Regions from separate parts of the Homo sapiens genome. Here region 2 is linked to region 1. The links are chromatin contacts, found by Hi-C in ENCODE. All regions are on one chromosome and are shown on one strand. The core of a region is the stretch at or near the end of the contact, and the rest is flanking DNA. Distances in the headings are between cores, read along the strand shown. Region 1 has its middle 45 kb from the start of LINC02414. Region 2 holds the start of ULK1 (unc-51 like autophagy activating kinase 1).

Region 1 (7,277 bases), core at 755-3,254:
GAGCTTACTTTGGAAGGAACTTAGTTTAACTTTGAAACAAAGATGATAACAGCTCTTTCCCAAAACAAAACCCCTCCTTGCCTAGGGACTTGACTTACGAATTAGAAGATTAGAAATTACGGTACAGAGTCACTGTCGTAAAACCTGAGATCAGGGCTTCAGATATTTTGCAGACCTTGCATTCTGATGCACCAGCTGACTCCACCCAGAAAAATAAACTGGCTCATTTGGTCTTGTGGCCCCTACCCAGGAACTGACTCAGTGCAAGATGACAGCTTTGACTTTCTATGATTTCATCTCTGACCCTACCAGTCAGCAGTCCCCACTTGCCAACCCTCTACCCACCAAATTATCCTTAAAAACCCCAATCTATGAATTTTTGGGGAGGTCGATTTGAGTAATAACTCCATCTCCCACATGGCGTGGCCGGCCTCATGGCAATTAAACTCTTTCTTGACTGCAGTGCCGTGGTCTTTATTTGTGCAGTGGGCAGGAACAACCCGTTGGACAATCACAGGCACTGTTAGTGGACCCAGATTTTCAGTTATGCGTCTGAATTAGACCTTGGCCCAGATTGGAAAGAAATGTGAGTACAGTTCCAAAATTACACTCTCTAGCAGAAAAGACCTCCCACACCTGTTGAGATGCTTCTGTCCTGAAACCTGGGGGAATGTCCTTAAGGAAAAGGTTGGAAAATATTAGATATGGGAAAGCTCCAGGAGAATAATGAAAAACAAAACAAAACCAAAACCCTGGGGATTTTGATGATTTTTTGTTGCTGCTGTTTTGCGCTTGTTTTTGAACCTTAAAAAAGTCTTGCTGGGAAAAGAAGGGGATGAAAAGAAGTTGCTTGGGGTTGAGGTTTTTAAACATTATTGTCGATGGTGCAGGGGCTTTCTTGTTTCTGAGGTTTGCTCTTCTGAAAATAACAAAGTAGAACTCAGCTTGGGCTCTGTGGGGTCAGGAGGGAATCACCCTCTCCAGGGTTAAAGGTGAGGGAAGTGTCAGAGGCATTTGAACCAGAATGACTCCATCTTGAACAGGGGCTGAGTAAGATCAGGCTGAGACCTACTGGGCTGCATTCCCAGCAGGTTAGGCATTCTAAGTCACAGGATGAGACAGAAGGTCGGCACAAGACACAGGTCACAAACCCAGCTGATGAAACCGATTGCAGTAAAGATGCCGGCCAAATCCCTCCAAAACCAAGATGGCAATGAGTGACCTCTGGGGTCATCCTTACTGCTCATCAGCGCCATGACGGTTTACAAATGCCATAAATAATCATGAGTCTTCTGGGAAAGGGGTGGGCAGTTTCCAGAACCGAGGGCTTCTCCTGGCTTCTAGACCATAATCCACCCTTGTTTAGCATATAGTCAGGAAAAAACTATCATTCGTGGAGCAGCCCCACTACCACTCTGCCTGTGGAGGAGCCATTCTTTTATTCCTTCACTTTATTAATAAACTTCCTTTCACCTGATGGATTCACCTTGAATTCTTTCTTGCATGAGATCCAATAACCCTCTTGGGGTCTGGATCAGGACCCCTTTCCAGTAACAGAAGGGCTGTGAGTGACAGGTCCCGGTTCCCGGTGGGGTGGCTGTGAGTGACAGGTCCCGGTTCCCGGTGGGTCAGCAAATGGTTCTCAGTGCCCACCGACAGCAATGTTTTCTCTTGAGCCTTCTAGACATTTTGATATGCAGAGAAAACCCCTCTCTCACTTTTATTTTGGATGAACTAGGATTAAACACTACAATTTTTTAAAAATCAAAGAAAATTCTGAAGGTGGGGTTTATTCCTTCTTCTCTCAGACTTTTAAATTTTTTTGTTCTTTGTGTTAAGACTCTCCCAAGTGCAGGGAGCAGAGGTCCTCAAAATTCTGATCCCAGAGGCAGCTCTGGATTTCCGCGAGGCTCTGTCGGAGCTGAGTTGATGTTTAGATCTAAGCTGCTTCCTCCACCAGAAGCAATTAATCTGCAGTTCGGGCTGACGGCGATGCACAGCCCTGTTTGCGGTTTCCGTTGCTTGCCATCCACCGACACCTACTCTGCAGCTCGTGTTTAAAATTTAATTTTTCTTCCCTGGCAACAGGATATTTGGCTGAGACAGAATGTCATAGTGAATGGTGTAGTAGGAATTCTTAAACGCAGCTGAGGTTCTCTGAATCTCACTGGGATTTGTTTTTCTTTCCTTCTGAAAAGTTGCACAGTGAGCTGTGTTGGGCCCCCGCAGAGCTGGCCAGTGCTGAGTGGAGAGGCACGGTGGGACGGCGGGAGGGCACAGGGCTTTGTGACGGGCTCAGCAGTGTAAGAGCTCCAGGCAGGCGGGGGTGTGGGTTGGAGACCCCGGGCTTTAGTCCTGTCTGCAGGCTTCCCTGGCCGTCAGGAGGGTGGGCTCGGGGAACTGGAGCATGGGAGCAGGGTCTTTCCTGCAGCAGGAAGAGGCTGTAACCACTTGCTTGTTTGCCTGACTGAAAGTGAGACCCTGCGTTTAATGAGCCTGAGCTCCCAGATCTTCCCTGGAGTGCTGTGGAGGAAAGAATCCAGGCTAGGAAGCATGGCCCCAAAATTTCTGCTTCCTGGTATACATGCCCTGTGAAATCCCCTTCTGTTGAGTGTGGGAGGACTTATGAATAGGATGAAATTTCACTCTTGTGATTAGGTTATGGTTTTTTTGGCAAAGAAGAAATTTTTCAGATGTAATTATAGTTGCTAATCAGTTAATTTTGAGTTGATCAAAATAGAGATTATCCTGTGTGTTCTTGGTTTAATCAGATGAGCTCCTTGGAAGTGGTCCAACTCACTCCTGGAACTGAGCCTCCAGGCTGTGGGCAAATTCAGGCCCTTGAAGAGGCCACAAGTAGGTGTCTCAGCTAACAGGCCCAATGATGGCTGTTATAAAAGGAAAATAAAGGTCTAGACCTTCCCTGAGTCGGAGATTCACAGCCACAGTCTCTCCCCATTGCTGGGTATGAAGAAGGAAGCTGCTGTGAGCTCTACAGCTGCAAGGAAGTGAATTCTGCCAACATCCTGGGAGGCTTGTATATGGGTCTTACAGCTGAGCCTTCAGATGAGAACAAGGCCAGACAGCACCTTGGTTTCAGCCTTGTGAGACATGAACAGAGGACAGGGTTGGCTGGGCCAGGACTCAGACCTGACTGAAAATGTGTTGTTTTATGCTGCTAAGTTTGTGATGACTTGGACACAACAGAGACCCTTAACATAGGCCCCAAGGCTGTGTAGAAACACAGGAGTACCTGACCTGGGCCCCAGGGCCGTGTAGGAACACTGGAGTACCTGACCCAGGCCCCGAGGCTGTGTGGAAACACTGGAGTACCTGACCTGGGCCCCAGGGCCGTGTAGGAACACTGGAGTACCTGACCCAGGCCCTGAGGCTGTGTGGAAACACTGGAGTACCTGACCTGGGCCCCAAGACCGTGTGGAAATGCTGGAGTACCTGACTGATATGGTTTGGCTGCGTCCTCACCCACATCTCACCCTGAGTCGTAATAATTCCCACATGTCAAGGGCGGGGCCAGGTGGAGACAATTGAATCATGAGGGTGGTTTCTCCCATACTGTTCTCATTCTAGTGAATAAGTCTCGTGAGATCTCTTGGTTTTATAAAGGGCAGTTCCCCTACACAAGCTCTCTTGCCTGCCGCCATGTAAGATACGACTTTGCTCTTCCTTTGCCTTCCCCATGATCGTGAGGCCTCCCCAGCCACGTGGAACTGTGAGTCCATTAAACCTCTTTCCTTTATAAACTAGCCAGTCTCAGGTATGTCTTTATTAGCAGTGTGAGAACAGACTAATGCAGTAAATTGGTACCAGTAGAGTGGGGGTGCTGCTGTAAAGATTCCCAAAAATGTGGAGGTGACTTTGGAACTGGATGACAGGTGGAGGTTGGAACAATTTGGAGGGCTCAGAAGAGGACAGGAAGATGTGCAAAAGTTTGGAACTTCCTAGAGACTTGTTGAATGGCTTTGACCAAAATGCTGATAGTGATATGGACACTGAAGTCCAGGCTGAGGTGGTCTCAGAAGGAGATGAGGAATTTGTCGGGAACTGGAGTAAAGGTCACTCTTGCTGTGCTTTAACAAAGAGACTGGCGGCTTTTTGCCCCGCCCTAGAGATCTGTGGAACTTTGAAGTTGAGGGAGATGACTTAGGGTATCCAGGAAAAGAAAATTCTAAGCAGCGAAGCATTCGAGAGGAGGCAGAGCATAAAAGTTGGAAAATGTGAAGCCTGACGATGTGATAGAAAAGGAAACCTTATTTTCTGGAAAGAAATTGAAGCTGCAGAAATTTGCTTAAGTGAGAAGGAGTCGAATGTTAATCACCAAAACAACGGGAAAATGTTTCCAGGGCATGTCAGAGAATTTCACGGCAGCCCTGCGTATCACTGGTCCGGAGGCCTGGGAAGGAAAAATGATTTTGTGGGTGGGGCTCAGGGCCCCCCTGCTGTGCGCAGCCTCAGGACATGGTGCCCAGCATCCCAGCCACTCCAGCCATGGCTAAAACGGGCCAAGGTACAGCTCAGGCCATGGCTTGAGAGAGTGGAAGCCACAGGCCTTGGCAGCTTCCATGTGGTGTTGAGCCTGTGGGTGCATAGAAGTCAAGAACTGAGGTTTGGGAACCTCCGTCTAGATTTCAGAGGGTGTATGGGAATATCTGGATGTCTAGGCAGAATTTTGTGCAGGGGTGAGGCCTTCATGGAGAAACTCCGCTAGGGCAGTGTGGAAGGGCAATGTGGGCTTGGAGGCCCCACACAGAGTCCCCACTGGGCACTGCCTAGTGGAGCTGTGAGAAGAGGGCCACTGTCCTCCAGACCCCAGAGTGGTAGATCCACTGACACCTCGCACTGTGAGCCAGACACTCAATGCCAGCCCGTGGAAGCAGCCAGGAGGGGGGCTGCTGTACTCTGCAAAGCCACAGGGGCGGAGCTGCCCAAGGCCGTGGGAACCCCACCTCTTGCATCAGCGTGACCTGGATGTTAGACATGGAGTCAAAGGAGATCATGTTGGAGCTTTAAGACTTGACTTGCATGGGGCTTGTAGCCCCTTTGTTTTGGCCCATTTCTTCCATTTGGAATGGCTGTATTTACCCAATGCCTGTACCCCATTGTACCTAGGAAGTAACTAATTTGCTTTTGATTTTACAGGCTCATAGGTGGAAGGGACTTGTCTTGTCTCAGATGAGACTCTGGACTGTGGACTTTTGAGTTAATGCTGAAATGAGTTAAGACTTTGGGGGACTGTTGGGAAGGCATGATTTGTTTTGAAATGTAAGGACATGAGATTTGGGAGGGGCTGGGGCTGACTGATATGGTTTGGCTTGTCCCCACCCAAATCTCACCTTGAATTGTAATAATCCCCATGTGTCAAGGGCGGGGCCAGGTGGAGATCATTGAATCATGGCCGCAGTTTCTCCCGTGCTGTTCTCATGGTAGTGAATAAGTCTCATGAGATCTGATGGCTTTATAAAGGGCAGTTCCCCTGCACACACTGTCTTCCCTGCCACCATGTAAGACACGACTTTGCTCTTCCTTGCCTTCTGCCATGATTGTGAGGCCTCCCCAGCCATGTGGAACTGGGAGTCCATTAAACCTCTTTCCTTTACGAATTACCCAGTCTTGGGTATGTCTTTATTAGCAGCATGAAAACCGACTAATACACTGACCTAGGCCCCGAGGCCCTGTGGAAACTCTGGAGTACCTGACCTAGGCTACGCTGCAGTACTTTTATGACACATGAATGACCCCATCTCCCACGACCACCACAAGCCCTGGGGGTGCCCGTGGGGTCCTCCCTTCATTGCAGCCCTGCCACACCCCTGACGATGCCCACGGTGTGTTTTCTGTGGGGCAGCTGTGAGAATGGGGGTGCTGCCGTTGACAGGGCCCTGACTTAAGGGCAAGGAAGGGGTGGGGGAGCAGCACTGTGGCAGCACCAACCCCACAGGCAGGACGGATGCGGTGGGCATCAGGGGGCTACACATCACCCAACGGTGTTGTCTCCCACCCCTACTGGCACGTGGACCTCCCCGGACAGACACCTCATCTGCTCTGCTCGCCGCTACCTTCCTGGCACACAGCAGGAGCTCAAAATGCAACATTGAATGAGTGAATAATTGTAACCCAAACGGGAGCAAACACGCAACAGCTTCACATGTATCTATTTTCCTTGATCAGAAGTACTTCATAACGACCCGCTTACTTCAAGTAAGCTTAGTGGGATGAAGTGTGACTCATCTGAAATGATATAATTTACTACATTTAGCATCAACTGCAATTACGGATATTGCTCTGAGCCTTGGAGCCTGAAGTCTGCAGGTGGGGTAACCGGGAGGCTCCTGCTTCTGATAATTAGGAAAATGGGCATTTTATTTCCTGCTGACAATGCCTAGTGCATGGATCCAGGGAAAGACTGAATCTGGCTCCAGTCTGCCTTTGGATCTCAGGCCAAAGGAAGGGTGAAGGTGAGGACAGGAGATGCCCTGCGAGGATTCTCTCTGCTCATTCCGCAGTGACAAGAACGGCCAGGACCTCTCCACTTATTCCACAGTGAACACCGCGGCCGGAACCTCTGTGCGCATTCCGCAGTGAACAGCGCGGCGAGGACCTCTCTGCTCCAGGCGGCATTGCAGGGCTGGGCGCCTGCCCCTACGGAGCTTAGTGTCTCTCTGGGGTGAAAGACCCGTAATACAGCCCCTGCAGTACAATGTGATGGATGGCATGATGGACACGGGGTGGGGGGCGCCTGACCATCCTGGGGGTGGAGCCCAGTGCAGGCTCAAAGAGGTGACATCAGGGGAGGCCTCAGGGACACAGAGGAGTCAGCCCTACAGAGGGAAGGAGGGAAGGACACTCTGAGCAGGGCAACAGCAGAGGCGCTTTCGGAGAGAGCAGGGCATGTGTTGAGTAGACACCAGGGGCTCTGAGGCGGAGAGGGCGGTGACCCAGTGTGCACACCAGAAGGGCCCTTGGGATGCCGTGTGTGTGTATGTGTGTGCACAGGTGTGTGTGTGCATGCGTGTGTGTGTGCACACAGAGGTGGGCAATGCTACAGGCAAGGAGATGTGTCAGAACCTTACTGCTCCATGGGCGTCTCTGGACCAGTGCCACTGCCACACCAGGGTTGTTAGAAATGCAGGACCCAGAAGTGCCAGATCAGAACCCAGCTCGAGCTCCCTGTGATTCATGGCACACGGATGTTGCAAAAACACAGGGTGGAGGCTGCGGCAGTGACCTAGATTAGAGGCGGTGCTGGCTTACACCAGGGG
Region 2 (7,255 bases), core at 4,599-7,098, 290 kb before region 1:
CCCAGGTGCTCCAGCCGCCTCCCAGCGGCTGTGGTGGACTCAAAGAGCGTGACCCAAGGCACACACTTCCCAGGCACTCACATTTTCACAATTTTGTATGGCTAAAAAAGAAACCCAATACACAAAACCCAACACAATAAGAACAAAAATAACAACCTCAACAGTCAACAAACAACATGGCGGGGAATACCTGTAACCTATCACAAAGAAGCTACTTTGCTTCATATATAAAGGACACCTACCTTTCAAGAACATTGACAGAGCACTTACAAAGTGGCAGGCACAGTTCTAAAGACTTAACATACTCAAGATGCCATCACAACCACAACAGTTTTTTTTTTTTTTTTTTTTTTTTGAGAGAGTTTCACTCTGTCGCCCAGGCTGGAGTGCAGCGGCGCAATCTCAGCTCACTGCAGCCTCCACTTCCTGGGTTCAAGCGATTCTCCTGCCTCAGCCTCATGAGTAGCTGGGACTACAGGCACGGGCCACCACGCCCAGCTAATTTTTGTATTTTAATAGAGGCGAGGTTTCACCATGTTGGCCAGGATAGTCTCGATCTCCTGACCTCATGATCCACCCGCCTCAGCCTCCCAAAGTGCTGGGATTACAGGCGTGAGCCACTGCACCCAGCCAACAGTTTTTAAAAGGTAAGAAAACGGAGGTGCCAGGAGGCTACCTGCCCAATGTCACACAGGTAAATGTTGGAGCTAGGATCCAGCAAATGGCAGAATGGCTCAGGGGCCATGGTGTTAAGCATGGTACCCTTCCAGCCTTGGCACAAAAGGGACCAAGAGCTTGCCAGAAATATGTGCCTAACCAAGTATGGTGGTGCGTATCTGTAGTCCCAGCTACTCAGGAGGCTGAAGTGGGAGGATCTCTTGAGCTCAGGTGTTCGAGGCTGCAGTGAGCCATGATTATGCCACTGCACTCCAGCCTGGGCAAGAGAGTGAGACCCAGTCTCTTTAAAAAATATATTAAAATAGGCCAGAAGCGGTGGCTCATGCCTGTAATCCTAGCACTTTCGGAGGCCGATGTGGGCGGATCACCTGAGGTCGGGAGTTCTAGACCATCCTGACCAACACAGAGAAACCTTGTCTCTACTAAAAGTACAAAATTAGCCAGGCGTGGTGGCGCATGTCTGTAATCCCAGCTACCCGGGAGGCTGAGGCAGGAGAATCGCTTGAACCCGGGAGGCGGAGATTGCAGTGAGTCGAGATGGTGCCACTGCACTCCAGCCTGGGCAACAAGAGTGAAACTACATCTCAGAAAAACGTATATATAAAATATAGAAATATATCAGGCAGGCTGGGCATGGTGGCTCATGCCTGTAATCCCAGCACTTTGGGAGGTCGAAGGTGAGGTCCGGCGTTCAAGATCAGCCTGGCCAATGTGGCGAAAATTGTATAAATTTTTTAATACAAAAATTAGCCGGGCGTGGTGGCAGGTGCCTGTAATCCCAGCTACTCGGGAGGCTGAGGCAGGAGAATCGCTTGAACCAGGGAGGTGGAGGTTGCAGTGAGCCAAGATCGCGCCACTGCACTCCAGCCTGGGTGACAAAGAGAAGCTCCATCTCAAAAAAAAAAAGAAATACACTATACAAAGGACAGGTGGTATTTCTAACATTCCCATGCTCGGATAGGGAAGCTCATTCATCACCAATGTAAAAGAAAACCGCCCAGGCATGGTGGTTCACTCCTGCAATCCCACCACTTTGGGAGGCCGAGGTGGGTGGATCATGAGGTCAGTTCGAGACCAGGCTGGCCAACATGGTGAAACCGTGTCTCTACTGCAAATACAAAAATTAGCCTAGCGTGGTGGCAGGCGCCTGTAATCCCAGCTACTCGGGAGGCTGAGGCAGGAGGATCGCTTGGACCCAGGAGGCGGAGGTTGCAGTGAGGGGAGATTGTGTCACTGCACTCCAGCCTGGGCGACAAGAGCAAAACTCAGTCTCAAAAAAAAAAGAAAAGCAAAACCATAAGAGATGTCATTTTCTACTTCTCACATGAGCCACGATGGAAACCTCTGAGAGCCACCCTCCTGGCAAGGACCTAGGGAGACACATGCTTGGAGACAGGCTGAGAGACCAGTGGCATTGCCTCTCCGGAGGTCCATTTGGCAATAGCTACCCAAATTAAAAACCAGCATCCCTCCTACCCAAGGATTCTACTTCTAAGGATCCAGTCACAACCACCCTGATGTACCAGCATCCCAAAATAACCTCATGTCCCACCTACAGGGCCTTGGTGAAATCAGTTATGGAATCTCGGGCAACAGGCACGCCATGGCTGAAAATCACCACGGCAGACCCAATCAGGCCAGCAGCTAGCACCTCCACGATGGCTCCTCCAACCCGAGAGCACTCCCTCCTCCCTCACACAGCCCTCACAGCCCGTGCTTTCTGCTTCACAGAGGAAGAAATAGGACCGCAAACTAAAGAAGCTGTGTGTGCACATATGGCAGCCAGGACTGGGCCCCTCATCAGCGTCAGCCTGGCTCTCGACCACTGTGCTTACAGATGGTGACCTCTAACAGAGAGGGGTAAACTTTTTGAGGGTTTTGTTTTGTGTTTTTGAGACAGGGTTACACTCTGCTGCCCAGGCTGGAACGCGGTGGCAACATCACGGCTCACTGCAGCCTTAAACTCCTGGGTTTAATCAATCCTCCTACAACCTTTATAGTAGCTGAGACATGCCACTATGCCTGGCTAATTTTTTTTCTTTTTTTTTCTTTTTTTTAGAGAGAGCGAGTCTTGCTATGTTGCCCAGGCTGGTCTGTCTTGGCCTCCCACAGTGCTAGGGTCACAGGTGTGATCCACTGTGCCTGGCCGAGGGGTAAACTTTCTGATATGGATTGAGCCAGCACAGAACCTTCCCCAAGCTCTACTCTTTTAGAGACAGGGCCTCGCTCAGTCGCCCAGGCTGGATGGAGTGCAAACTATACTCTTAAGTGACAAAATTCACGGCGCAGAGAGGTGGGTGTGGCGGGGAAGGACACCGGTGAACACATCGCCTTGTAAGGATGGCTGTCCCCGGTGGCCCGGAAACAACTAAAGCAGGGGCCTGAGAACGGAGGGCAGCGGGACTCGATCGGGGGCAGGACTCTAGCCTCGACCGCACTCCCTCCCGTAATGTTTGAGGATTTTCTTTTATCACCCAAATCGTTCATTGTCCATTTTTAAAACCCAGTTATTTTTTCCTGGGTTTGGGTGCCTGCCTCAAACATTGCCTTACCGACACAGGGCAACAATCCCCACGCCTGTGGGGGCGAGGGCAGGCTAAGCTGCAGCTCCAGCAGAGCCCGGTGCCCGGAGACAGGAGCGCCTGCAGCTGGCGGCTCCAAGTGCTTCCTGAGTAGAGAAAGCCGCAGAGTTGCCAACACTGGAGGAAGTGGCAGATGCCCACAACCAGGTGTGTGTGGCTGACTGGGATGGAGCTGGGCCTGGGGATACTGGTCCCGGGTCTGCGGGGGTCGTGCGGACAGTCACAGGGCCTGGCCTGGAGATGCCCAGGACTGGACCTGGGGAGCCCTGGAGGGGAGCAGCAGGCAGTGTAGCCCAGGGTGGAGGGGGAGTCCCTCAGAGTCGCTGCCTGGCCAGGGACAGCTGTCCACTCCTTGCTGGCTCCCAGAGCCATGACGCATGTGCAGGCTGTGGTCCAGGCAGGAGGCTTCCAAACATGGAGAGGATGAGGAAAGAGGAGGAAGGGAGGGAGGAAAGCAGGGAGAAAAGGGGTGGGAAGAGGGCGGGAAAAGCAGCAGGAGGGATGGCCCAGCTCCAGGACACAGTGTGCCTGGGTTTCCAGGTACTCGCTGGACCTGGGCCCCCCCCACCCGGCACCTTGTGACAAGCCTCGGTCCCCAAGGCCACAGCAAAGCTCTGAGAGGCGGACGGAGGAGGCCACCAAAACACGGCCTGCCAGCCCTTCCCTCAGCCAGGGGCTGGGCCCTGGGCTCAGTAAACAGGTCACAGAGCCATTAGTCAGCACTTTGGCGGGGCGGATCTCCCGCCTCAGGTTCCTGGTCCCCAGGACGGCACCCTGGCTCCCACAGCCCCAGCCCTGCCTGCCCTGGGCCCCGGGACACGGAGGCAGCACGAAAGCCAGCTGGTCCCACCGCTTGCTTCTTGGGGCCAGCCGGGCCCGAGGTCATCTCCTTGGCCAGCCAGCGGCAGCCGCCTGTGCCCCGGCCCGGCCCTGACTGCCAGCGAGCAGGAGTCTCCGGCGGCCCCTCCCCCGCCCCGTCTGACGCAGAGCGAGGCCGGCCAATGCCGGCCGCAGGAGCAATGTCAACAAACACACGGCCTAGACAGGTGGGCCAGGCCGGCAGTGCTGCCAGGGCCAGCCGGGGACGCCGGACTCAGGCAGGGCCCCTAGGACTGACGCCCGGCGGGGAGGGGATGCCTGTTCAGGAGAACTCAGCCCTGCCCTGGGGCGCCCTGCGGCCCAGACACCCCCTCCCCGGTCTCACAGCTGGGGAAGTCACAGCAAGAGCCAGCACCAGCCCAGGCCTGGACCCAGGGTGGAGTCTCCAGGGGCCCAGTAGACCCCAGCCTGGACAGGCTCAACACCAGTGCTCACCAGGGGATCCAGCACCTGGGGCCACAGTCCCCCAGCCCGGTCCCCAGCAGACCGCAGCCCAGAGGCCTTACCTGGAAGTCGTACAGGGCCACGATGTTTTCATGTTTCAGTTCCTAGGACAGAAACCCAAGTTTGTTATCAGTGTGGGGAGGGGGGCTTGCCCACGCCCACGCCCACGCCCCCTCCCCCAGCACTGGCTCACCTTCAGGATTTTGATTTCCTTCCCCAGCAGCGTCTGAGACTTGGCGAGGTTCTTCTTGTTAATGCACTTGACGGCGACCTCCAAATCGTGCTTCTGAAAGCCAAACGTGCACCTTCAAGGCCAGGGCTGCCCCTCGCAGGCCTCCCCCAGACCCCAGTCCACACAGGTGGGGCCCTGAGATGATCCCGGTTGGGAATCCCGGGACTGGAAGGCCGAGTGGGGAGCCAGGTTGAGGATCGCGCTGGGGGTCCTGGGGTAGGGATCCAGCCTCGAAAGCCGGCTGTGGGACCAGGTTGCGGGGTGTCCCGGGGTGAGGGTTTGGACAGGAAAGTCGGGCTGGGGGTCTCGGAGTGAGGATCTGGGCTGGAAAGCCCGGCAGCGGATCTCGGGGCGGGAGTCTGAACTGGAAAGTCGGGCTGGGGGTCGCGGGGTGGGGATCCTGGGGTGGGGGTCGGCCTGGAAAGTCGAGTGGGGCTCTCGGGAGGCGTGGGGGGGTCCCGGGACAGGCGGGGAATCTCGGGGCGGGGATGCAGGGGCAGGGGATCCTGGGCGGGGGATCCCGGGCCGGACGGGGGCCTCACCTCGCGGTGGCGGCCCTTGAAGACCACCGCGAAGGCGCCGTGGCCGATCAGGTCCTTGCGGGAGAACTCGAACTTGCCCACGGTCTCTGTGCCGCCGCGGCCGGGCTCCATGGCGCAGGCGGGCCGGGGGCGCGGGGCGGGGGGTGGCGGGCCAAGGCGCGGGGGACTCAGGCGGAGGCGCGGGCCGGGGCGGGCGGGCCGGGGGCGCGGGGCCGGGGGCGCGGGGCCGGGCGAGGGCGCATCTCCGGGGCCGCGCGCCCCATCGGGCAGGCCGGGGCCGGGTCCCAGCCCCGCGGGCCAGGCGGGGTCCGAGGGTCGCGCTCCCTCCGGCGCCTGTGCCACGGCACTCTTCCCGGGCTGCTAATCCGAATCCGGATCCGACTCCGACTCCGACTCCGGCTCCAACTAGGGCCCGGGCTCGGCCCCAACGGAGAAACAAAAGAGCCGCGGCGCCCGGGCCTCAGAGCCTGAGACGCCCGCGCAGCCGCACTGCGCGCCGGGCCGGGAGGCGGGATGAGGGCGGGGCCTGCGGGACGGAGCGGCAGAGCCGGGCGTGACGAACAGACGGGGGGCGGGGAATGGGGCGGGGCCTGTCGGGGGGGTGGGCGGCTGGGCCGGGCCATTGCGGGGCCGGGTGGGCTGGGAGTGGGTGGGGCCAACAGCGGACCCGCCCCGGTGAGAGCAGAGAGGCGCGCTGACCCGGGAGCGGGCCACGGGGCTCAGTGTTGATTCCTTGCCCCACTCCCTTCCACGCCCCTTCCCCGCCCCTTCCCCGCCCCGCTTCTTCTCTGCTCCCCTCCCTCCTTTCCCCTCTCTCCGTCCTCCTCCCTCCTTTTCCCCTTCCCATCACCTCTCTCCCTCCCTGCCCCCTCCCTTCCGCCCCCTCCCATGCCTTCCCCCCCGCTCCCCTCCCGCCCCCACTGCCTGTTCTCCTCCCTCCTGTCCCCCCTCCCTGTTCCCCTCCCTCCCCTTCCCTGTTCCCCTCCTTCCCGCTCCCTGTTCCCCTTCTACAGGAGAATGGAGAACAGGCGTGGGAAATGTTCCCAAAACGGGGGACTGCGCAGAATTAATTCTTAGAAATAGAATGGCTGAGTTAGAGGTTAGGCATTTAAAGTTGAGTTCCATAATGCCAAATTGCAAAAAAAAAAAAAAAAATTGTAGACCAAAAAGTTGTCACCCAAACCAACGACATAGCCCATAAATCCGCTGGGGAGGAAAGGTTAGCTAGATGGGCTGCGCATCGGTCCTGTGGAACACTGCACAGAGGTAAATATACCTGTGCTCAAGGGTGAGTTCTCCAAAGATTATAATTAAGTAAAAGCAAAATATGGAACAGGGCACTGTACTGTCTGTCGTTTTAAGAAAGCGGTAGGATTGGGATGTGTGTGTGTGTGAAACGCCTGTAATGTGTACATGGTCGTTCCTAACTATAATGACAGCTAACTCATCACTTAGGCCAAGCAGCGCACTTTCCAGCGATTAGTGCATCCATTCAATGATTCCACGAGGCACTTGCTGTTATGTCCCTGTTTTACAGATGAGGAAATCAAGGCGGAGAAAAGTTGGAGAATGTGTCCAAAGTCACACCGCCGGCAGCCAAAAGAGCCCGGGGGCTCACTCACAGAAGACACAGCCAACAGCGATTGCTCTGGGAGAGAGGACCGGGGAAAAGTTAGTGCTGTTCACCGTACACGTTGCGCGCTAGTTGGAATGGCTTTCACCACGTGCAAGCACTGCTTTTGCAAATGCATGATTCTAAACAATGCTCACCAACCCAGCCTTCAGTACAGTCCTAAAGTAACAGCCCAGAAACACACACTTCAGCCAGGACCCTCCATGCTGCCTCCCAGAGCAGCCCAGCAGCTGGACAGCCTGATGCCCTGGGCTGGATCAGCAAG

Evidence for each region. Hi-C counts contacts between places; a loop is a spot of excess contacts on that map. Pooled maps may share reads with other maps.
Region 2: a map of naive thymus-derived CD4-positive, alpha-beta T cell shows a loop between it and region 1 (6-fold over the local background). The contact joins the promoter of ULK1 here to the enhancer-like site in region 1. A Hi-C loop is called at or near these places in 1 of 168 maps with a recorded cell type or tissue (naive thymus-derived CD4-positive, alpha-beta T cell), 1 of 37 single-sample maps with no recorded cell type and 7 of 50 pooled maps.

The regions. Positions count from the first base shown.
Region 1 is chr12:131,599,363-131,606,639 of GRCh38, reverse strand. No RefSeq gene overlaps it. Among named protein-coding and RNA genes, the nearest start is that of LINC02414, 45 kb to the left of the region's middle. RefSeq lists an enhancer at 2,279-2,819. Within about 2 kb of position 2,004, at least 4 of the 41 ENCODE cell types and tissues checked have a DNase peak (open chromatin) inside an H3K27ac peak, as active enhancers do.
Region 2 is chr12:131,893,215-131,900,469 of GRCh38, reverse strand. It overlaps ULK1 (unc-51 like autophagy activating kinase 1), which reads right to left and starts at 5,848. Exons shown (of 28, transcript NM_003565.4): 1 at 5,358-5,848; 2 at 4,777-4,869; 3 at 4,646-4,687. The coding sequence starts at 5,468. It overlaps LOC124903059 (a long non-coding RNA gene), which reads left to right and starts at 6,312. Exons shown (of 2, transcript XR_007063538.1): 1 at 6,312-6,623; 2 at 6,895-7,255. RefSeq lists enhancers at 1-304, 2,867-3,664 and silencers at 4,032-4,091, 4,122-4,181, 4,152-4,446, 5,589-6,098, 6,129-6,178 and 1 more.